Regions from separate parts of the Homo sapiens genome. Here region 1 is linked to region 2. A link is an interaction called in ENCODE POLR2A ChIA-PET data of the cell type or tissue named here. Cell type or tissue: GM12878. All regions are shown on one strand. Links, peaks and the distances in the headings refer to the core of each region. The heading gives the core; the rest is flanking DNA.

The links. Peaks named below come from ENCODE experiments on the same cell type or tissue, not always from the same donor. Only the 100,000 strongest peaks of a DNase experiment are listed, where the experiment ranks them.
Region 1: POLR2A ChIA-PET joins it to region 2 with 11 read pairs; 2 of 35 experiments call an interaction of 5 or more read pairs at or near these places.

Annotation. Positions count from the first base shown.
Region 1 is chr3:196,345,226-196,356,611 of GRCh38, forward strand. It overlaps UBXN7 (UBX domain protein 7), which reads right to left. Exons shown (of 11, transcript NM_015562.2): 11 at 2,437-11,386. Among named protein-coding and RNA genes, the nearest start is that of TM4SF19-DYNLT2B, 12 kb to the left of the region's middle. In GM12878, for the core only: no CTCF peak of the experiment used is centred there; no DNase peak of the experiment used is centred there.
Region 2 is chr3:196,215,921-196,225,996 of GRCh38, forward strand. SLC51A (solute carrier family 51 member A) reads left to right here and starts at 614. Exons shown (of 9, transcript NM_152672.6): 1 at 614-830; 2 at 1,922-2,016. The coding sequence starts at 793. It overlaps LOC105374304 (a long non-coding RNA gene), which reads right to left and starts at 4,471. Exons shown (of 4, transcript XR_001740544.2): 1 at 3,438-4,471; 2 at 2,744-2,839. RefSeq lists enhancers at 3,316-3,465, 3,546-3,725 and a silencer at 3,378-3,672. In GM12878, for the core only: a CTCF peak has its summit at 3,836 (motif pointing left); a DNase peak (open chromatin) is centred at 3,621; H3K4me3 peaks cover 988 bases; H3K27ac peaks cover 573 bases.

The sequences.
Region 1 (11,386 bases), core at 2,053-10,052, 130 kb after region 2:
CATCTTGGCTCACTGCAACCTCCACCTCCCGGGTTCAAGCAATTCTCCTGCCTCAGCCTCCCGAGTACCTGGAATTACAAGCAACCGTGCCACCACACCCGGCTAATTTTTGTGTTTTTAGTAGAGGCGGGGTTTCACCATATTGGCCGGGCTGGTCTAGAACTCCTGAGCTCAAGTGATCTGCCCACCTTGGCCTCCCAAGGTGCTGGGATTACAGGCGTGAGCCACTGCGCCCGGCTGAGATTTCTCCTTTAAATAGAACGTTGTGGAGTTTACTTTTAGGCTGAGACCTAAAGGATAAAAGAAAGTGATCCGTGCTAAGACGAGGAGAACTCAAGCAGAAGACATGCCTCGGCTGTGGAGCAGGAAGGTGTTTGATGTTGGGGTTTGAGAGAAGGCCAGTCAGCTGGCAGGCAGGGGGCAAAGGGGGTGGCATGAAGCAAGGAGCTTGGGCATTCTGAGTGGAAGGAGAAGCCAGTATGCGGAGAATGGGTCGGAAGAGAGTAAGAGCAGAGACTACTGCAGTGGTCACGATAAAAAGCAGGTCACTTGGACCAGAGTAATGGCAATAGACTGAAAAGTAGGGTTACCTTTTATGCATTTTGGAGGCAGAAGTTAAAGGACTTGCTGTTGGATTAGAGATGGGGGAATAAGCAAAAGAAAATGACTTAAGTTTCTGGCAGGTTCATAGGTAGTGGTGTCACTGCAGGTCTGGGTGGGGAGGCGTCATCTTAGATGTAAGTGTGATACTTCCAACTATAGGCGCAGTGTAAAAAGTCGGACATGTGAGTCTGAAGCTTGGAGGAGAGACGGGCTGGAGTTGGAGATGTGAGAAATCATTGGCATTATACATGGCGGTTGGTACTATCAGAATGAGATCACAGAGGGAGAGTTAGAGGGCCAGGTCCTGGGGATCACCACCATAAAGACCCAATCAAGGAGGTGCAGGCAGTGAGAAGAAACACCAGGCAGGGCGCAGTGGCTCACATCTGTGATCCCAGCACTGTGGGAGGCCGAGGCAGGTGAATCACTTGAGGTCAGGAATTCGAGACCAGCCTGGCCAACATGGTGAAACCCCGTCTCTACTAAAAACACAAAAATTAGCCGGGCGTGGTGGCGGGCACCTGTAGTCCCAGCTACTCGGGAGGCTGAGGCAGGAGAATTGCTTGAACCTGGGAGGCGGAGCTTCCAGTGAGCTGTGATCAAATCACTGCACTCCAGCCTGGGCAACAGAGCGAGACTCTGTCTCAAAATTAAAAAAATAAAGAATTCTCTACTGGCTCCTTTTCTATTTTTTTTTTTTCATTCTATTAGAATCAGATCTGTTTTTCCATGTATGTTTATCGTCTGTTTCCAACTAGAAAGTAAGTTCCTTGAGGGCAGAGGCTGTATCTGTTTTGCTCCCCATCACATACATCCCTATTATTTGGCACATGAGGCTGGAGCATGGGGATGAGAAATGGTTCCACAAGAAAAGGGGGGGCACAAACCCATCACTGTAGAACTGTGAGCTAAGCAGCAGTCCCTTTTTTTTTTTTTTTTTTTTTTTTTTTGAGATGGAGTCACTCTGTCACCCAGGCTGGATGCTATCTCGGCTCACTGCACCCTCCACTTCCCAGGTTCAAGCAAGTCTCCTGCCTCAGCCTCCCGAGTAGATGGGATTATAGGCACTGCCACCACGCCCGGCTTTTTTCTTTTTTTTTTTTTTGAGACAGAGTTTCACTCTTGTCGCCCAGGCTGCAGTGCAGTGGCACGATCTCGGCTCACTGCAACCTCTGCCTCCTGGGTTCAAGCGATTCTCCTGTCTCAGCCTCCCAAGTAGCTGGGATTACAGGCGGCCGCCACCACACCCAGCTAATGTTTGTATTTTTAGTAGAGACGGGGTTTCACCATGTTGGCCAGGCTGGTCTCGAACTCCTGACCTCAGGTGATCCGCCCATCTCAGCCTCCCAAAGGGCTGGGATTACATGCATGAGCCACTGCATCCAGCAGCAATAACAATTTCTGTCATACCATATAATCGTATCTCCTTTTTGCCCATTAATTTAGTAATTATCTTTCCTTCAATTAAGCTAAGTCCTTAATTAACCATTAGTAATTACTGCTGGTCTGAAAGAACAGACACTGAATATTCGCCCAAGTATGTCAAACACAGAATCATACTTACCTAACAAGCCTAGCTTACCCAATGTTTCTGTAACAACTGGACTAATATTTACAGAGTGTTTACCATGAATGTTTGACATACCACAAAGAGCAGAAAAAAGGCTAGCAAACGTTACACATAACAACGGGACTACAAAGTAACCTTTGTCAATCAATAGTAACTGACCTAAATGAGAACGTGAGGGGGCAAGCTTTTGGAATCTCAATTGTATTACTGAAAGTAATATCCAGAGTCTTATCTTGTAAAAACAACAACACAAAAAAAACTAATACTGAAAAGTTTTTGTTTTTATTTCCAAGATCAAATATTACAACAGGACATTTACATGTATTTATAAAAAAATGCAGCAGTTGAATGTATAGATCAGAGGTTTCCTTGAGTTTGGTCCCTCTCTCAGCACAGTGAGCTGATGTCTTCAAAAGACTTATCGTCCCACTCCCTTCCCTCCCCCACCCCATTGTCCCCCCACCCTCCCCGTTTCAAGTTGCAGTATTAATATAAAGCAACTGGGTACAACACAGCAAGAGTATTCACAATTTGGTACAGACCAAACCAGAGGATCCCCAACTGACAGCAAGATCCTCCTTCTGGAAATTATTACCTATAGACTAGGTAGATCTATAGGTAGATCACACCCAGTTATCTAAGATTTCCCTGGTTTTAGAGCAAGTGGAAGTTCCATTGAGTCTTAGCCAGTAGTTACAACTCTGCGTTACCTAATGGCATGTTTTTCTCCTCTTACAAGTTTAATTTTCTACCGCCTCCATGTGTCTTCAAATTTAAGGCTTTCCCAAGCACCTTTATTATGACTTACTAGATATACAGGAGGGTCTCTAATGTGTCTTGAACAAAAAAATTTAGTGGATGGTCCAGCTGCCCCTTGCTCAACAATCCCAAAGACTTCTTCCCACCACTGAGAAGAGCTGCAGAAATCAACGGTATCTCCTAGCACCATTGGAGAAAAGGCCCAGAAAACAGAATTCGATGTGCATTTTAGGGAGCACTTGCCAGAAACATTACAACAGGAGCACTGTCTCTGTTATCTTCTTGGATTCAATCACAAATTTAGAGTACAGATGAAATTTAGAGCCTGTCCTGCATTAAGAATGCAAATCTCAGTAAGACCACCCCCACACACACTTTGTCCAGAATAAGTTGAGCCACAAACATCCCAGGGAATCTCTAAATACTGTTAGGAACTGCTTTAGAAAACACTTTAAAGCAAATACCCCAAGTTGACTTCACTCAAGCCCCCAACCCACCCTCATCATCCCTATCCCCCTAGAAATTTCATTCCTTGATTAACTTCTCTGAGTAAGATGTAAAGTGAGGTTTGGAAAATGACATGAAACATGAAACATGTTTAAAAACACAATCAATGAAGACATGCCAGAACTGGACATCCCAGGTGACTTCAAATGCATTGTTCAAGCCGAACTCATACAAAGCATGCACAGAGCCTGCACAGACACTGCTGAGAGTTTCCAGGGAACAATCAATACCTACTCGAAAAAGGACTTTCCTGAAGGGCAAACAAAACAAAACAAAACAAAACAAAACAAACAAAACAAAAAGTAACACTGGATGTTTAGAATTTGTTAACAACAACAACAACAAAAAACCATTCTGGAAAAAAAGATTATCAGAGGAGTGAAGAAAACCGTGTCTAACAGATTCATGCCAAAGCTTGGATGGAAGCCCCTCAAAGTCTAAGTATCGTGTTAGCATCAACTGGTACTCATTTCTCTATATCTAAGACTAGAAGATTCTCTCACAGCTTTACTGTTTCCTGGCAAGTGTTTTCAACAGCCTTTCCAGCTGAAGGGACGAACCCAGGAAAGTAACAAGGCCCAAGACCCCACATGGGTCAGATAAGCAGCCCCTACTAGAAGCTTGCTACTCGTTAACTGAAAAGTGGAGGCCACGCACTACTTTCACTCTCTCTAGCAGGTGAAAGGGGATTTTCTGATGGCAACAGTCACTCCGTGTAAGGTTTAACTTACAGGGCAATAAGTTATCAAAAAGTTATTGTTAAAAGCATATGATTAGTGTCATAAACATATTTATATTTGGAATTACACCATTTGATATCTCCATTAAGAATGCAAAGCTTTGAGAAAAGCATACTGTAAAATCATGTTGCTGCAAACAGCAAGGCATCCAGCTGAGTGTAAGCAGTCTAATGTCATCAAACTGAAATGGACCCTCGTGACGGGCACTATGGAACCAGCTACCTAGATAGAGAGAAAAAAGGAGAATGGCAGGGAACGGTTCCAGATCAAGAATCTCTCCCTTATCAGTTAAGAGTTCCATACTGAGTCTATGAAAAAAGCAAATTAAAAAGATTTTAAGAAAGGGGGAATTCAATTCCAGGTCAGAATTTATCTAATGATTTGATATGTTTCCCATTTATCATGTCTAAAAAATGAATGACTCATGCTAACCCAGTTAGATTAATAACTTCTTTTGATGAGAAAAAATATTACTTAGGTTTAGTCCAGCTTAGCTTGACTATTCTTCCCATTTGAAAACCCAAATGACCTTTAGAAGGGATATAAAATACCCAGAGTATTGTGATCTCTAGAGAGGAAATACAATTAAACAATAAAAACTTGCTGTTTGTTGCCAAAGAATTAAGTACAATAATGCGACTTCTCATATTTATAGATTAATCTGTGATTGCTCTTGGGAAAAATACTATCATTGGTATTTGCCATCTCTAATCCTAGAAATAAATCTGGTTATCTTTTGAAAATACTTTCTCATTACAGGAATGCTAAATTATGTTTATTAAAGTAGTTCAAATTGGATTGCCCAACTTTATTTTGAAATCAATAGCAAAGAAAGGCCTGTGCCAAAAATCATCATGTTTATGAGAATATCTGCAATTTTAAGCAACACAACAGCAACTGGTAGGCCACAAAGAGGGTGGGGTATCACAGAGCTAGCCATTCTCTATATGAAACCAGAGAATTCTCCTTAACTAGGGAGAAAATGAGCTATAAAAGTAAGTTTGCCTCAAAAATGTCCTTCAATTTTATAAAAAATGAAGATTGTTACATATTAAGACTTTGAAATGGAATTTCTTAAACATAGCCAATTACACTAAAAATCATAACTATTTTCAGAGAATGAATGTTAAAAATAAATGGTGGAGAAGTAAAATGGAAAGCAGGATTAAAAGATTTCTAATTAAGGGTCTGTCACTTCACAGGACAACTAGCAAGGCCATTATAATCTCTATTTTTAAAAAGACATCAAGAAATTCTTGATTCTATACTGTCTCTCTAGCAGGACTGACACACAGGTGAGTCAAAAACCATAACCATCACTGAAATACCAAATCTCTATGTAACAGGAGAAACCGATATATTGGTATGGTATTCTCTGTTGGGTTATCTGCAGTTCTAAAGAACATTCTTGCCACTATTCTAAAATGTGTACAGTGCAACACCATGTTTCACGGCAAGACAATAACTGAAAAGCTAAGCCAGGCAATCCAGTGAAGTTGAATGTCCATAGTACACAGCTGTCTTTAGCCTATTCATCAAGGCTGGTATTACCGGAAAACTGCCATGTTCACCAGAAGAGCTGTCTCTTCCTATGCTCATTACATTTTAGTTTTACAAAGACTACTAATTCATCAGCCTGCACCCCATGATTTACTACTGCGTAGTTACATGATGGTCAAAAAAGGCAGAGAGACGGTAAGAATGACATAATAAAGATACATTCTGTGGAATAAAAAACATTTTTAAGTCAGCCTAATTGTATCTTTAAAAAGCTGTTTCTGCCAAAACCAGGTGTGAATCTTATACAAATCAATTTCCCAACAGGCCAGTAAAGTACTTTAAGTACACAAGTAAAAATAAAATTTAGTGCCAGCGTTAGTGTCATATTTGGTTCTCATTTACATTTTAGTCATACTCAACACTGATTAGGCACACAGCATTAAGTTTTAAAAAATAATGAATTGTTTACAAGATTATTATTACTAGACCTATAACTACTATACTCTCCTCTTTGGAGATTTCAGTCATCGCAGTAAGATTAAGAGCAAGTTGTTGGTCAAATGATACCTGAACACAGAATAAAAAAAAGAGAGAAAAAAAAAGTAAAGAAACTGATTAACCAGCACACTTTTAATTAGCCTAGGGATAATACGCAATCACGGGGAGAGACTGGAAGCATGAAATTTTGGAAAAGGACTTCAGAGATAATCTAATTTGTTGTTCTAGAAAAGGCTGAGAACTATTAATCTAGTCCAATTATCTCATTTTTCAGACGAGAAACCAGAGATTAAGAAGAAAGAGAAGTGTGAAGGTAACAACTAGCAGAGCTGTTACCCAAAGGGCTCTCACACCTCCAGTGCCCTTTCTGCATATAACATATACTATACTATGCATTGGATTTGTACCTGGGTAGAGAAATTAAATCTTTCCTTCATTTTTCGGTTGCTAGTGGCTCCCTCTGGTATTTTCCCTAAGTGTGCAAGTAAGATTCCTGCGAGCTAGGAATCTTTACTCCGGGGGATCAATAGTGAGATCCCCGCAAGCTAGGAATCTTTACTCCAGGGATCAATAATCCTTTCCTACTTGGGTACTGGTTATGCCTTAGTGGCAGAACTTCATGCCCCAAATCTAGAAGTTACAAAAGGTGGAGCTAAAGAAAAAGGTGAGTCAAAAGAAAACGTGAGCTACAGTGCTTGCCACTTCAGTCTTGTTTAAGACTTTGCTAACTAAAACATATTCTTCCCTTTTTCTAAGTTTGAACTAATAGGTAAACATTTACATGCTCTCCAATTATTTCATGTGTAGTGTGTCTCTCTAACTGGATAAAACAGGCAGGAATCATATCTTATTTATTATTTTTTGAGACAGAGTCTCGCTCCATTGCCCAGGATGGAGTGCAGTGGTGTGATCTCGGCTCACTGCAACCTCCGCCTCCCAGGTTCAAGAGATTCTTGTGCCTCAGCCTCCCCATTAGCTGGGATTACAGACAGCCACCATGCCTGGCTAATTTTTGTATTTTTCAGTAGAGATGGGGTTTCACCATGTTGGCCAGGCTGATCTCGAACTCCCAACCTCAGGTGATCCACCCACCTCGGCCTCCCAAAATATTGGGATTACAGGCATGAGCCACCACACCTGGCCAGGAATTAGATCTCAGATTTCAAAATACTTCCAACTTCTATAAAGAACTCAATAGCTAATTGTTGACTTGTAAGTCAAGGAAGTAGAATTATATACAAGATTTAAAAACATACACACAGAGGGTTCAATAATCTGGTATGGATGGGACACAGAAAACAGAATTGTAGATCGGGCGCAGTGGCTCATGCCTGTAATCCCAGCACTTTAGGAGGCCGAGGTGGGCGGAACACGAGATCAAGAGATCGAGACCATCCTGGCCAACATGGTGAAACCCTGTCTCTACTAAAAATGCAAAAATTAGCCGGGCGTGGTGGCGCTCACCTATTAAAAAAGGTAATTGTATCTTTTCTGAAAAATGTTTAAAAAAAGAAAAAATTGTTTTTTTACCCTTTTCATTTATTCTTGGCAAATAATGCCACGTGGCAATTTTACTTTCACATCTTCACCAGTGCATCATTTTAAAAAAGCAATAATCAGCCTCTCAAAATAATGGCATAAATAAAAATGTATAGGCATAGTGCAAATCCCACAACTTTAACCCAACTACTTCCTCTATATTTATGGGAACAAAACTAAGTGACACTTTACAAAGCCAAACAATGAGAAGAGAATCATCTGGGTAGCTTGATTCTCTTGCTGAAGGAGACCACAGCATGGACTCTGGATTCCAATTCTGATTTGCCACTCACTAGCTATGAGTCCTGAATAAGTTCTCTATACCTGTTTTCTTAACATGGGAAGAAAGTATACATTTTGTACGATTCTTCGGGAGATTGAAGAGGCAAATGTACACAAAAGTATCTGGTGCATGCCAATTAGTATTAAGTTTCCTGTTCTTTTCTCATTTGGCACTGTTGTTTTCTCTTCTCCAGTTCCTTCCGATACCAATTTCAAAAAAGTATTCCTCTCACTTTTTTCCCACTAGTTTTCTTCTTCTTCTTCTTTTTTTTTTTTAAATTTGAGATGGAGTGTCGCTTTGTCGCCCAGGCTGGAGTGTAATGGTGCGATCTTGGCTCACTGCAACCTCTGCCTCCCAGGTTCAAGCCATTCCCCTGCCTCAGCCTCTGAGTAGCTGGGATTACAGGTGCACGCCACCACACCCAGGTAATTTTTGTATTTTTAGTAGAGACGGGGTTTCACCATGTTGCTCAGGCTGGCCTCGATCTCCTGACCTTAGGTGATCTGCCCACCTCCGCCTCCCAAAGTGTTGGGATTACAGGCATGAGCCACCGCGCCCGGCCTTCCTGGTAGTTTCCATTCCATCTCCCTGTATTTTTCTCTTATCACTCTCGAAGTCTATCTTTCTTGTTCTTTTCCTCCCTAGCTTTTTTTTTTTAAACACTCCTTTCAAGCTGTGTCCAACACCCACAAGGAATGACTATTTTTAACTAATCTTACTGACCTCATTTAATCTATTCAATAAAACCTCTGCCCTAAGGAGCAAAGAAACTTGCAGAGGAAGTAAGGCAAACTGGAAGAAGCATACTGTCAGCGGATTAAATTCTTGAGCAAGGCAATACTCCTTATGGATTCTTCCCATGTACAATCCGTAACTCTTCCCATGGGCCTTTATATCAACCCTAAGATAATTACACTCCTGCCTCAAAATAAAATAAAATAAAACCCACCACATCTTGTATTGTAGACATCCCAGCTGCATGTTAAGCTGAGTGAAAGTACCATGCTGTCTTTTAAATCACTTTATATCTACTTAATCATCCCACAGTAACCCGAGTTGAAGAAGTTACTTTGGTTTCTCATAAATGAATATGCACGTGCTGAACATATCGGAAAGAACCACACCCTCTCACTGATGAACACGTTGGCAGTTCTCCCAACTGTTTTATCAAGAGAAGCTAGAAGGTAAAGAAAAGGAAACAGAGCCCTATAGGAAAAATGATTGACTTCACACGTTTGAGCGATTTGGGCTTCAGCTATGACTTTGCTGGAGTACAGATGGGTGCCATCAGAGCACAAAGCTGAGCAAACCTCTCTTCTTACCCTGTGCCCTCCCTGAATTTTTGGATTTCTGAGCTTGTCTACTACCAACAAATGTTTTACCCTCCAGTGCACCTTTGACAGTATACAGCTCTATTTTTCAAACGGCAAGTATGTTATCCAAGTTCAGAGATGCAACTGAGGAATTAACATGAAAACCATCTTTCACTCAATAAATCAGAAGCTGCTAGTTAAGTAAGCCTCAAGAACCTAAGAAAAAACACCAAAGTGTAAGTATTACTCAGTCACCAATCTAAAGACAGAACTTTGACTCAAGGTAGAAATGAAACCGTAATTATATAAATATATTTATAAATATTTATACAATTATATACTTATACATAAGCACTTACACAGACTTAGAAAAAAATTTAAGAACATTAATTCAAAAGGACTCACTGAAGAATAAACAGATTTTTCCATGATTTCCTTGAGGAGATATAAAACTCATTCTTTAGGGAGAGTTCCTCAAAATTCAACCATTAGAAACCATATCCTATAACTGTGTACTAGCAACACATGGCATCTTTTTTTCTTCTTTTCCCAAATCCCCTAATTGCCAAGAGAGCAATCTTAAAGTAGATGAAAACCTAAAGGTCTCTACGCAACATCTGAGGAACATACGCTCCTCAGATAAAAGAATCAATCTAAATCCTCAACTGACAAAAAGGTCCATTTAATATTTTTCATTTTACAAGTTAAAAGTTCTAGTTTTGCCACCAGAATCACGACTACCCCCCCTTCAGAGGACTCCATTTAAGCTCAAAATACGAAATGAGCATAGGGTGAAGTTGATGTGTAAATGGTATTCTACAGATTCAAGATGGCCTCTTCTAAAAACACTGAAGAAAGCTTTCACCAACTCTAATTTGATTTTGGGTTTTGTTGGCAGAAAAAGCCCAAGACATCTGAAAATTACTAGTAACCTCCGCCATCCTCCTTACTAAATGTTGTCTTCTGAATGGAGTTGAAAGGTCTTCCCCTTAGAGAGGCTTTCCGTTTTGATACCTTTTGAAAGAAAACAGCATGCGGACTCATGTTCAATTCAGTCACCAGAGCCTTTTAGAGACTATTCCAACCAGGGGCAAAAAATGAACCATTATTTCTAACCAAAAGAACATGGTTAGCAACTCTCAGCTGAATGGTTTTCTTTTTCCCCAGGGACATACCTAAGTATGCCTGAAACAACACAGGACAATCAATAACCATAGTGGTTACAATTCCAAGCCATTGTACTACATGATTATTGACCAGCTGCCTTCCTACAGATCACTGCAGACTCAGACAATGGAGGGCTCCAAAGGAACTAATATGCTGTGCTGGCAAAAATAGCAAGCACCTTCCTATCCCAGTCACCACGATAGGTTCACTTCATGTCCATTCTTGGACTAGCAGGATCAATACAGAGTAATAAGGAAAACTGTCTCAGGTTAGGACAATGAAAGTCACCCCATGCTATATGCTCCATATTTAACACTCATTCTGCCAATAACACATGTCATGGAAATAGTCCTTATAGCTGGGAACATGAAAATCCTTTGAAAAAGGTTTTTAAGTATGATGAGCAATCATTACAAGGGATGCTTTTTCCACGTAAACAAAAGCCTGGATATTTTGTTAAGCGACATTTCCACATGAAGAACACAACAAAACCAAACCCATGTTAGAGAATTTCTTCTCCCTGCTAAACACGGGGACTTACAAAAAAGGGAGGGTTGTTCTTACTCTGAATCTAGCCATTCCTTTGCCCGAAGAGTCTGGGGAGTAACGTTAACATTTGATCCCAAAAAAGTGCCGTGCAAGAGACCACTTACTGGAACACACAATTCCTGCTGCTAGTACTAGGAGAGGTCTTATCCTTACACTTCAGTTTGGTCACCAGATTAGGTAAGAAAGAAAAGTGTGGGGGGAGGGGGAGGCAGAAGGGTACGGAGTGGGGAGCGAGAAAACAGAAGAGGAGAAAGAAACAAAGGGGGAGAAAGAGACTGATTATAGGAGAGATCAAGAAATAAGAGAAGGAAGGTGACTTGCTTGCCCAACTTTGGCTCTGTGGTCCTATGAGCCAAAA
Region 2 (10,076 bases), core at 269-8,268:
TGTGGAGAGAGAGAAAAGGGAAGCTATCAGCCAATAAAATCGTTTGCAAGCCTGTAATTCAGCAGGTTTTCAAGACCTGTCAAATGCCCAGCAATCTCACTCTGCAACTCTGCCTCTTAAATACAGCATCTTCCGGCCCAGCGTGGGGGTGGCTAAGCCCATCATCCAGATGTGATGAACTGGGGTCTGGGAAACCCACACCGGCCTCATCTGGCTTTTCCAGCCTGTCCTCCCTTCCACACATCAGGCTGACAGCACCAAACACGGCCGAGGCCTCAGCCCTGAGTCTCCCCGCTGCAGAGTGCCCAAGCCTGAGTTCCAGCAGGTTCTTCAGGGGCCGCTGACCAGGGAACACTGCGGTGAGGAGCGAGGACTTCGTCCCCACCCCGGCCCAGGGCAGGGGCTTCGTGGTGAGCCCACCCCACCCCAGAAGGCTCCTGGAAGGGCAGGGCAGACTGGCAGCAAAATCCTATAGGATGGGCCGGGCCAGAGGCAAGGGGTGGCCAAAGGCACCTGTCCAAGAGGTGGGAGGGACCACACCTGGGGGCAGGGACGAGTCAGGCACAGGGAACTCCGCCAGCCTAGAGGATCAAATTCCTCCGGGGTGAACTCTGAGATAGAAAGTTGGCCCGGGAAGCTCAAGGAGGGAGAGCGGCAGAGGGGAAGACTCTGCAATTCTGCTTGCCCCCCACCCCGGCCCAGGCAAGCCACCCTGCCCCCGGCCCCCACCTGCCCGCCCCGCCTGCCCTTCCTCACCCCGGTGCCTGCGGGATTGCTGGAGAGAACGCGGCGATGGAGCCGGGCAGGACCCAGATAAAGCTTGACCCCAGGTAAGTGAGGGCGGCGGGCCCTGGGCCAGTCGCTGGGCAGCGGTGGCCCCTATCCCGCGGCCTGTCCTCTCTCCCTCCCAGAGCCCTTTGGCGGCCGCACTCAGAATGAGACAGGACTGGAAATGCTCTAGCTGTTCCTAGGTCCTCAGGGACAACGTGGGTTTGGGCCAGGGTGTGACACTCCAGGGCCTCGGCCTTGCCCCCCAGCGTGGGGAGAGAAAGGTCGCAGAGCGGGGGCTGTGGAAGGCATTCGCAGAGGAAATGGCAGCATCCCTCAGCAGCAGGGGGCCCGTCCGTCTGTAAGGACTCACCCTTCCTCTGGGATCCTGCTCTTCCTCTCTGGTCAGTCCCTGGGCTGCTGCCCGACCCGCATGGAGAGAATCCACGGTGGGCTCTTCAGGCACGGCAGCCAGGCACAGCCTGGCTAGGTGGCAGCTTGTCTTACTCCCCCACCTGGGCCAGTTCTCCACTCCCTCTAAGAAAAGGGCCCTGAGGCCGGGCGCCTGTAATCCCAGCACTTTGGGAGGCTGAGGCGGGAGTCCAGGAGTTTAAGCCCAGTTCCAGTTTGAGTCCTGGAGTTCGAGACCAGTGTCTGAGCAACATGGCGAAATCCTGTCTCTACCAAAAATATAAAAAATTAGCCGGGCCTGGTGGCGTGCACCTGTAGTCCCAGCTTACTCATGGGGATGGGGGTTGAGTAGATCACTTGAGCCCAGGAGGTCAAGGCTGCCTGTATGAGCCAAGACAGACCACTGCACTCCAGCCTGGACAACAGAGCAAGACCCTGTCTCAAAAAGAAAAAAAAAGAAAGAAAAAGGAAGGAAGGAAGGAAGGAAAGAGAAGGGGAAGGAAGAGAGAAAGAGAAAGAGAGAGCAGAAGGAAGGAAGGAAGGAGAAGGGGAAGGGGAAGGGAGAGAGAAAGAGAAAGAGAGAGTGAAAGGAAGGAAGGAAGGAAAGAAAGAAAGAGAGAGAAAGAGGCCCTGAGGGGAAATGGACAAAGTCCTGCACTCAGGAGTGGTTGAGGGTCCAGTGTGCAACCCTCCCCCTTCCCCCAGCCCCCATGGTTCTGAGCACAGGCTGGTGTCTCGCCAGGTACACAGCAGATCTTCTGGAGGTGCTGAAGACCAATTACGGCATCCCCTCCGCCTGCTTCTCTCAGCCTCCCACAGCAGCCCAACTCCTGAGAGGTGAGTGGGGACCCTCCTCAGAGGGAACTGAGAGGAGGGAAACCAGGATAGCTGAGTGGAGCTGGGGAGAGGCGGCCCTGAGCTGGTGCACCTGGGCAGCCGGGGAGAATAACTGGCCCGGTGTCTGTCATCGTGGTTAAGGCTCTGGAGAAGGGCAATGCCTCAAGGAGTCAGTGGGTCAAAAGGGTAGCATGAGAGCCTGGCTCCGGAGAGCAACCGTCATGTTGGGCCTCCACAAAACTGGCCTCAAAGCTCATTCAAACTGCGGACACTGCGACCTGGGGCGCTTTTTCAGACCCCAGAGCCATCTGGGGACCCAAGATGGTGCCCAAGTGGTCCAAGCCCCATCGGGTCTCCTGGAGGGCTGCACGGCATCCGCCCTGGACCCATGTCACTCTAGAGGGTGGTTACGGTGAGTGACGTGCTTCACACAGGTGAACCAGTTGTATTTGTTTTACGATCCAGCCTTTCTGAAAAACCTTTGTCCTCACTGGAGCATTCTGTTGTCGGGTTTTTGTGTGTGTGTTTGTGGGTATTTGCCTCATTCCACCCCTGAGCTCTCAGGTGGACAGATGGGATTCAAAAACCTGTTCTACAGTGTTTATTGTAGTGGAGTAATTTGTTTGCAATAATAAGTCATAATTGTCCACTGAAGGGGAGGGTGTGGGGATCCCCGAGGCCAGCTCAAGTTCAGCTGTTGGAAGAATTCCTTGACTGGAAATTTTACCTTTGCGTTTTGTCGCTCTGTTTCCTGAAGATAACTTGGGGTGCTCCTGGTCGTCCATCTACTGCTTTGATTCCTTGGATCCCACCCATTCTTTCACTTTAAGAAAAAACAAGTAATTGTTGCAGAGGTCTCTGTTTTGCAGCTTCCCTTTTGCAAGAAGCACTTTTTCCAAATAAAACAGTAATTAAAAAAAAAAAAACATAGGTGAACCTGCAAAAGTCCTCGCAGTGTTGGCCAACAAGATTCTATTACTGAATTACTTTTGAAAGTGAAAGGCATTGGCTGGGAGCGGTGGCTCACGCCTGTAATCCCTGCACTTTGGGAGGCCGAGGCAGGTGGATCACTTGAAGCCAGAAGTTGGAGACCAGCCTGGCCAACATGGTGAAACCCCGTCTCTACTGAAAATACAAAAATTAGCCAGGCGTGGTGGCGGGCACCTGTAATCCCAGCTACTCGGGAGGCTGAGGCAGGAGAGTTGCTTGAACTCGGGAGGCGGAGGTTGCAGTGAGCCGAGATCACGCCACTGCACTGCAGCCTGGGCAACAGAGTGAGTGAGACTCCGTCTCAAAAATAAAAGAAAAAAAAGGAAAAGAAAAAGAAAGTGAAAGGCATAGGATGGGGCTCAGCTTATTCCCCGGACACCAAAAACATTGAGAATCACGGCCCGAGCATGCTTAGAGAAAATGTGACTCACGCCTGCGTTTTATTTTGTTTTCCTGCTGCATACTGACTACCTCTGAAATGTTGGATACAAGTCTGTGTCTCTGTAGCACATTTAACACGTTTCCCAGGCAACAGGAAGCTCTCAGTGTGCGTTCTGTTGCAGACGTGGGCGTGTCCTTGGGCTGTGTAGGGCTTCATTTCAGATGATCTGAACCAGAGCGGTTGCCAACTGCCAGTGTCCGGAGATGCCTGGTGGCCACTCTGTGGTTAGTGGCAGTAGGTGGCTGCTACATCTAGTTCCAGTGAACCTCCTGTTGAGAGAGTGCAGCTGGTGGTACAAGCCTTCCCTTACACAGCAGCTGTCCCCCCAGGGAATATTTGGCAGTGTCGGGAGACTTCCGGTTGCCACACTGGAAGGTGCTACTGGCATCTCGTGGTCAGAGGCCAGGAAAGCTGCTAAACTTCCTACAGGGCACGGGAAGAGCCCCCACAGAAAAGATTATTCAGGCCAAAGTGTCAATAGTGCTCAGGTTGAGAAACCTTGCCTCACGCAATGAAAACGGTTCTCACATTGCTTTGCTTCAGAATGTGCAAACGGAAACCCCAAGGCTGTTCAGAACAGGCCATTCTGAGTCTGCTAGTCCAGCAAGCCTCGCCGCAGGCAGAGTGGGGAGGATTTGGCCAGCGGGCCCTCCTGGGACAGGGAAGCTGCGAGGATGAGTTCGGGGACGCCCCAGGCCCAGGGGAGCGAGGTCTGGCAGGATTCAAGGATCCTGGTGGAAGAGCAGGGGACAATTGAGAGGGCCGGGCAGGAGAGGTGAGGCCCGCTGCGCGCCGGGCTGGCGGAGGAGCTGTGCTTTATCCCGCAGCGAGAAGGAGCTCGTGAAGGCTCTGAGGCTGGGAGTGGCTGGATGAAAGTCGTGCTTCTCGGCCATTCGTTAGTAATCAGGATGGACTGCAGAGGAAGAGGCTTAAGAAGCAGGGATGCGGCCGGACACCGTGGCTCATGCCTGTAATCCCAGCACTTTGGGAGGCCGAGGCAGGCGGATCATCTGCGGTCAAGAGTTCAAGATCAGCCTGGCCAATGTGGTGAAATCCTGTCTCTACTGAAAATACAAAAATTAGCCAGGTGTGGTGGCGCGTGCCTGTAATCCCAGCTACTCAGGAGGCTGAGGCAGGAGAATCGCTTGAACCCGGGAGGCAGAGGTTGCAGTGAGCCGAGATCTCACCATTGCACTCCAGCCTGGGTGACAGAACAAGACTCCGTCTCAACAACAGCAAAAAATAGGCAGGGATGTAAATGAGAGGTCGTTGCCCCGGCCTGCCATGCGGGAAAAGAGTCTGAGGCAGGGCAGTGGCAGGGAAAGAAGAGGAAGGGTTGGGAAACAGGCAGTTCAAAGAAAGAGCAGGCAATCTAGGAAAGACCTAGGCGTGTAAGTGCTGGTTCTGGGCAATGGTGACGGCACAGCCAGAAATAGGAGAAGCAGGAAGAAGTGCCTCTGGGAGGCTGTGGCGAAACTCCTTCCTCGCTTCATTTGTAAACTTTGTTGTTCCTTAATTTTTCTTTTTTTTTTTTTTTTTGAGACAGGGTCTCACTGTGTCACTCAGGCTGGAGTGCAGTGGTGCGATCTCGGCTTACCCCAACCCTCCACCTGCTGGGCTCAGGTGATCCTCCCACCTCAGCCTCCCTAGTAGCTGGGGACCACAGGCACATGCCACCAAGCCCAGCTAATTTTTGTATTTTTTTGTAGAGGTGGAGTTTCTCCATGTTGCCCAGGCTGGTCTCGAACTTAAAATTAAATGCTAAGAAAACTATTTCAGGCCAGTCACGGTGGCCCATGCTGCAACCCCAGGAGGTCGAGGTTGCAGTGAGCTATGATTGCACCACCAGCCTCAGCCTGGGCAACAGACCGAAACCCTGTCTCAATTTAAAAAAAAGAGAGAGAGAAAAAAAAGCTATTATTCTAGAAGAATGATTGAATCAATTTTTTTTTTTTAATTTTAAAATCACGGCTCACGGCAGCTCGAGCTCTGGGCTCAAGTGATCCTCCCACCTCATCCTCTCGAGTAGCTGGGACTGCAGGCACACACCACCATGCCTGGGCTAACTTTCAATTTTTGTAGAGACAGAGTCTGACTTCGTTGCCCAGGCTGATCTCAAACGCTCCAGCTCAAGCGATCCTCCTGCCTCGGCCTCCTGAAGGGCTGGGATTACAGGCGTGAATCACTGCGCCCGGCCTTAAAGCTACTTTTTATTGAACAAATACTACACGCCAGGTGCTTTGCTAAGAAGCTTAAGGAGAGGATAAGTAACCTGTCTATGGCCATAGAGCTATTAGTAAGTGGCATTTTACTTTGTTTTTGTTTGTTTGTTTGTTTGGTTTGGTTTTTTGTTTTTTTTTTTTAAGAGACAGAGTCTCGCTCTGTCCCCCAGGCTGGAGTGCAGTGGTGTGATCTCAGCTCACTACAAGCTCCGCCTCCCAGGTTCACGCCATTCTCCTGCCTCAGCCTCCCGAGTAGCTGGGACTACAGGCGCCCGCCACCACACCCGGCTAATTTTTTGTATATTTTTTAGTAGAGACGGGGTTTCACCGTGTTAGTCAGGATGGTCTCGATCTCCTGACCTCGTGATCCGCCCGCCTCGGCCTCCCAATGTGCTGGGATGACAGGCGTGAGCCCCCCCGCCCGGCCTGGCATTTTGCTTTGAACTCAAGTGTCTGACTCCAGTGCTCTACACTGTGCTCCTAAGCTACTGGAAGCAAATATGCAAGCATGGAAATAATTTTTGGTTAGAAAGCTGGGATTATGGGTGATTACTCTTTTTTCAAATTCTTATTTAATGTTCCTGTTTTCATTATTTTAAAAAGTAGTCTTTGCTATTCCAGAGACAGTGGGAAATTTAATAGTTGCTATAAGTATGATTATATTCAAAATGGTCAACTAGACAAGCATTTCCCAAAGTCTCAGACTCTTAATCCCAAGGAGTCCTTCATGGAAACAGAGTTCTGTAGGAAGTTAAGTTTTGTGACCAGGCACGGTGGCTCACACCTGTAATCCCAGCACTTTGGGAGGCCGAGGCGGGTGGATCACTTGAGGTCAGGAGTTTGAGACCAGCCTGCCCAACATGGTGAAACCCTATCTCTACTTAAAATACAAAAATTAGCTGGGCATGGTGGTGGGTACCTGTAATCCCAGCTACCTGGGAGGCGGAGGCAGAAGAATTGCTTGGATCCACGAGGCGGAGCTTGCAGTAAGCCGAGATCGCGCCACTGCACCCCAGCCTGGCGACAGAGTAAGGCTCCATCTCAAAAAAAAAAAAAAAGTTAAGTTTTGTAAAAGGTGCGTTCTAGACCCTCCTTTTGGAAATTTACAATGTAAATTAGCAGATTAAAAATGTCAGTATGCTCTGCAGGAATCATCACATTTAACCTTAATGCATTTCCAAAAATTCTTCAGCTGTGGAATACTTTTGTCCCATAGTGTCTATTTAGATGCCCTTTTGGGGAAATTGAGTTTAACCAGCAAAGAAGAGGCCATCTCCTAAGAAGATAGTTTGATGGACAGACCCAGTATCGGGCTATGGATGCTAAGGAACTTTTCCTTTCCTAATTAGAGTACCAAAGGCAACAGTTAGAAGACACTGCAAAACCATTTGTGTTGAACAGTCAGAATCTGCCCCACCCTCACCTTCATAAATGGAACGGCCCTCCCAGGGTTGCCTTTGATGATCTCTCCCATATCCACGAGTACACACACCTGGAGTCACTGTGTGTCATGGTTAATAAGAGTGTGGGCTTAGTCACGAATACCTGCGTTTAAATCTCTGCTCCTTCACTTCCAGGCTGTGTGACCCTGGGAGATGTGCTTCCTTCTCTGAGCCTCGTTTCCTGAAAAAGTCTATGAAATGCAGATGATGATAGGAATTCTCATAGGTTATTTCTTTCATTCAACAAATAGTTACAGAGCCGTTACTCCTCCGGGCGTTTGAGAACAGAGCACAAGCTTGACAAGGTCCCTGCCTCCGTGGAGTGTGCACCACAAGGTGGAGAGCCGAGAATAAGCGAGTAAACAGCTGTGTAAATACAAATAGCCCTGATGTGGGCGGAAGGAGGACATAACGTTACCCGGAATGGAGATTTTCACGGAGCAGGGAGCAGTTAGGGAAATGAAGACTGGGAAGGACTGGGTTGGTGGCGTGTGAAAGGGCAGTTTTTACGCTCTCCAAGGGCTGATGAGCACACGGGGCTGGGGGTAAGAGAGGCTCTAGCAATGGCCCCCGCTTCCCAACCACAGAACATTGGTTTTGGAAAACCACCTGCATTAATGTTGGCTTTTTCCTATCTGGACTTTGCCTATTGTCTGAGTTTTTTTAATTAAACATTTCTATTATAAAAATCATTCAGGTTTAGTTAAAAAAAAAAAAAGAAAGAAAGAAAATACAGAACAGTAAAAAGAGAAAAAAATCATCTACAGTCCCACCCAGAGACAGGCACGGCAAATATCTTAGTGTAATTTCCTTTTTTTTAATGCCTTTTTTTTTTTTTTTTTTTTCAGACAGAGTCTGGCTCTGTGGCCCAGGCTGGAGTGCAGTGGTGTGATCTCAGCTCAATGCAACCTCCACCTCCCAGTTCAAGCAATTCTCCTGCCTCAGCCTCTCCAGTAGGTGGGATTACAGGTACTCGCCACCATGCCTGGCTAATTTTTGTATTTTTGGTAGAGATGGGGTTCCACCATGTTGGCCAGGCTGGTCTCAAATTCCTGACCTCAAGTGATCCACCCGCCTCGGCCTCCCAAAGTGCTGGGATTACAGGCATGAGCCACTGTGCCTAGCCCTTTCTCTATGTTTTTATTTAACATTTGTAGAAATCATACTATTCCTAAAATTTTATGTTCTGTTTTTGTAAGCATGATACAAAATAAATTTTTCACATCATTGTATATTTGGAAAAATATGTTCTTTTCTAAAAAAAGGTTTATTTTTGTTATAAATACATATTCATTATAGAATAATTGGAAAAGAAAGACACTAGGGATTTTCACACACCGAGAAAAGGCCATGTGGGGACACAGTAGAAACGCGGTTGTCGGCTGGACCCGGTGGCTCACGCCTGTAATCCCAGCACTTTGGGAGGCCGAGGTGGGCGGGTCAGTTGAGGTCAGTTCAAGACCAGCCTGGCCAACATGGCGAAAACCGTCTCTACTAGCTGGGCGTGGTGGCAGGTGCCTGTAATCCCAGCTACTTGGGAGGCTGAGGCAGGAGAATCACTTAAACCTGGGAGGTGGAGGCTGCAGTAAGCTAAGATCAGACCAGTGCACTCCAGCCTGTGCGACAAGAGTGAAACTTCGTTGAAAGAAGAGAAGGGGGCGGGGCGGGGGGGGGAGGAGATGGGAGGGGAGGAGAGGGGAGGAGAGGGGAGAGGGGAGGGAATGGGAGAGGGGAGGGGAGGGGAGGGGAGGAGAGGAGAGTTGTCTGCAAGTGGAGGAGAGAGGCCTCAGGAGAAATCAAACCTGCTGACACCTTGATCTTGAACTAGCCTCCAAAACTATGAGAAAATAAATTTAAGTTGTTTAATTTTTAAAAAAGTGACTACTCAGAAAAGATAGAAAAAAGTAAGTAGAAAAGAAGACACAAATCATCCATAGTCCCATCACCCAAACATAAGCATTGCTAACTTTTTTCAGTATTATAGGTATTTTCCTTTTTTTTTTTTTTTCACCCAGGCTGGAGTGCAGCGGTGTGATCCTGGCTCACTACAGCCTTCACCTCTCCCGGAGTAGCTGGGACCACAGGCAGGCGCCACCACACCCGGCTAATTTCTGTATTTTTAGTAGAGGTGGGGTTTCACTATGTTGGCCAGGCTGGTCTTGGACTCCTGGCCTCAAGTGATCCGCCCACCTCAGCTTCCCAAAGTGCTGGGACTACCAGTGTGAGCCACCGTGCCCAGCCGAGGGTCAGCGTATTTTTTGACAAATTCACCCATAGTCCTGGTTGGTCCTGTGGTGCCACCAGGTGCGACTGACCGAGACAAGAGCTCCAGCTCAAGTCTGTACCGTGGCCACCTTTCTCCCTGTTTTGGTTTCAGCAGTCATATTGCTCCCACTGAGCTGCCCTCATGTTCCTTAGTCACCAAAACACAGAGCAGACTAGCTAATCCCTTCCTCGTGCTCACCCCGCAAGGCAACAGGACAATGACTGGAGTGTGGCAGTTTTCTCCCTTTCTTCCTCTTATCTAGTCAGGTAGCAGGTGCAAAGGAGGGTCCAATAACTAGAAAAGACACTTAGATAAATGACCACAGGTTCACTAAGGACCTAGAACCCTTTCTTTAAAACTAACGGCTGCATTAATGAATCACGTTTGTTCGGAAACACATATTGTGACTATATTCATTTTTTTCTGTTAGCAACGGTGAGGCCAGATGAGGTCTACCAGTATTTGTCAAAGTGTCTGCTATCCTCCGACCACTATCAGGTGAGCTTGTTAAAAATGCAGATGACTGGGCCCATCTCAGATCTATGGACGCACATGTCTGAACGTAGGGCCTGGGCAGCTAGCTGCTTTTTAACAACTCCCAAAATGACTGCAATATCCACGAAAGTTTGAAAACCTTGGACTATAGTTCATGTAAGACCAAGCATGAGGCCAGCGTGCGTCAGGTGTCCTTGGGGTTT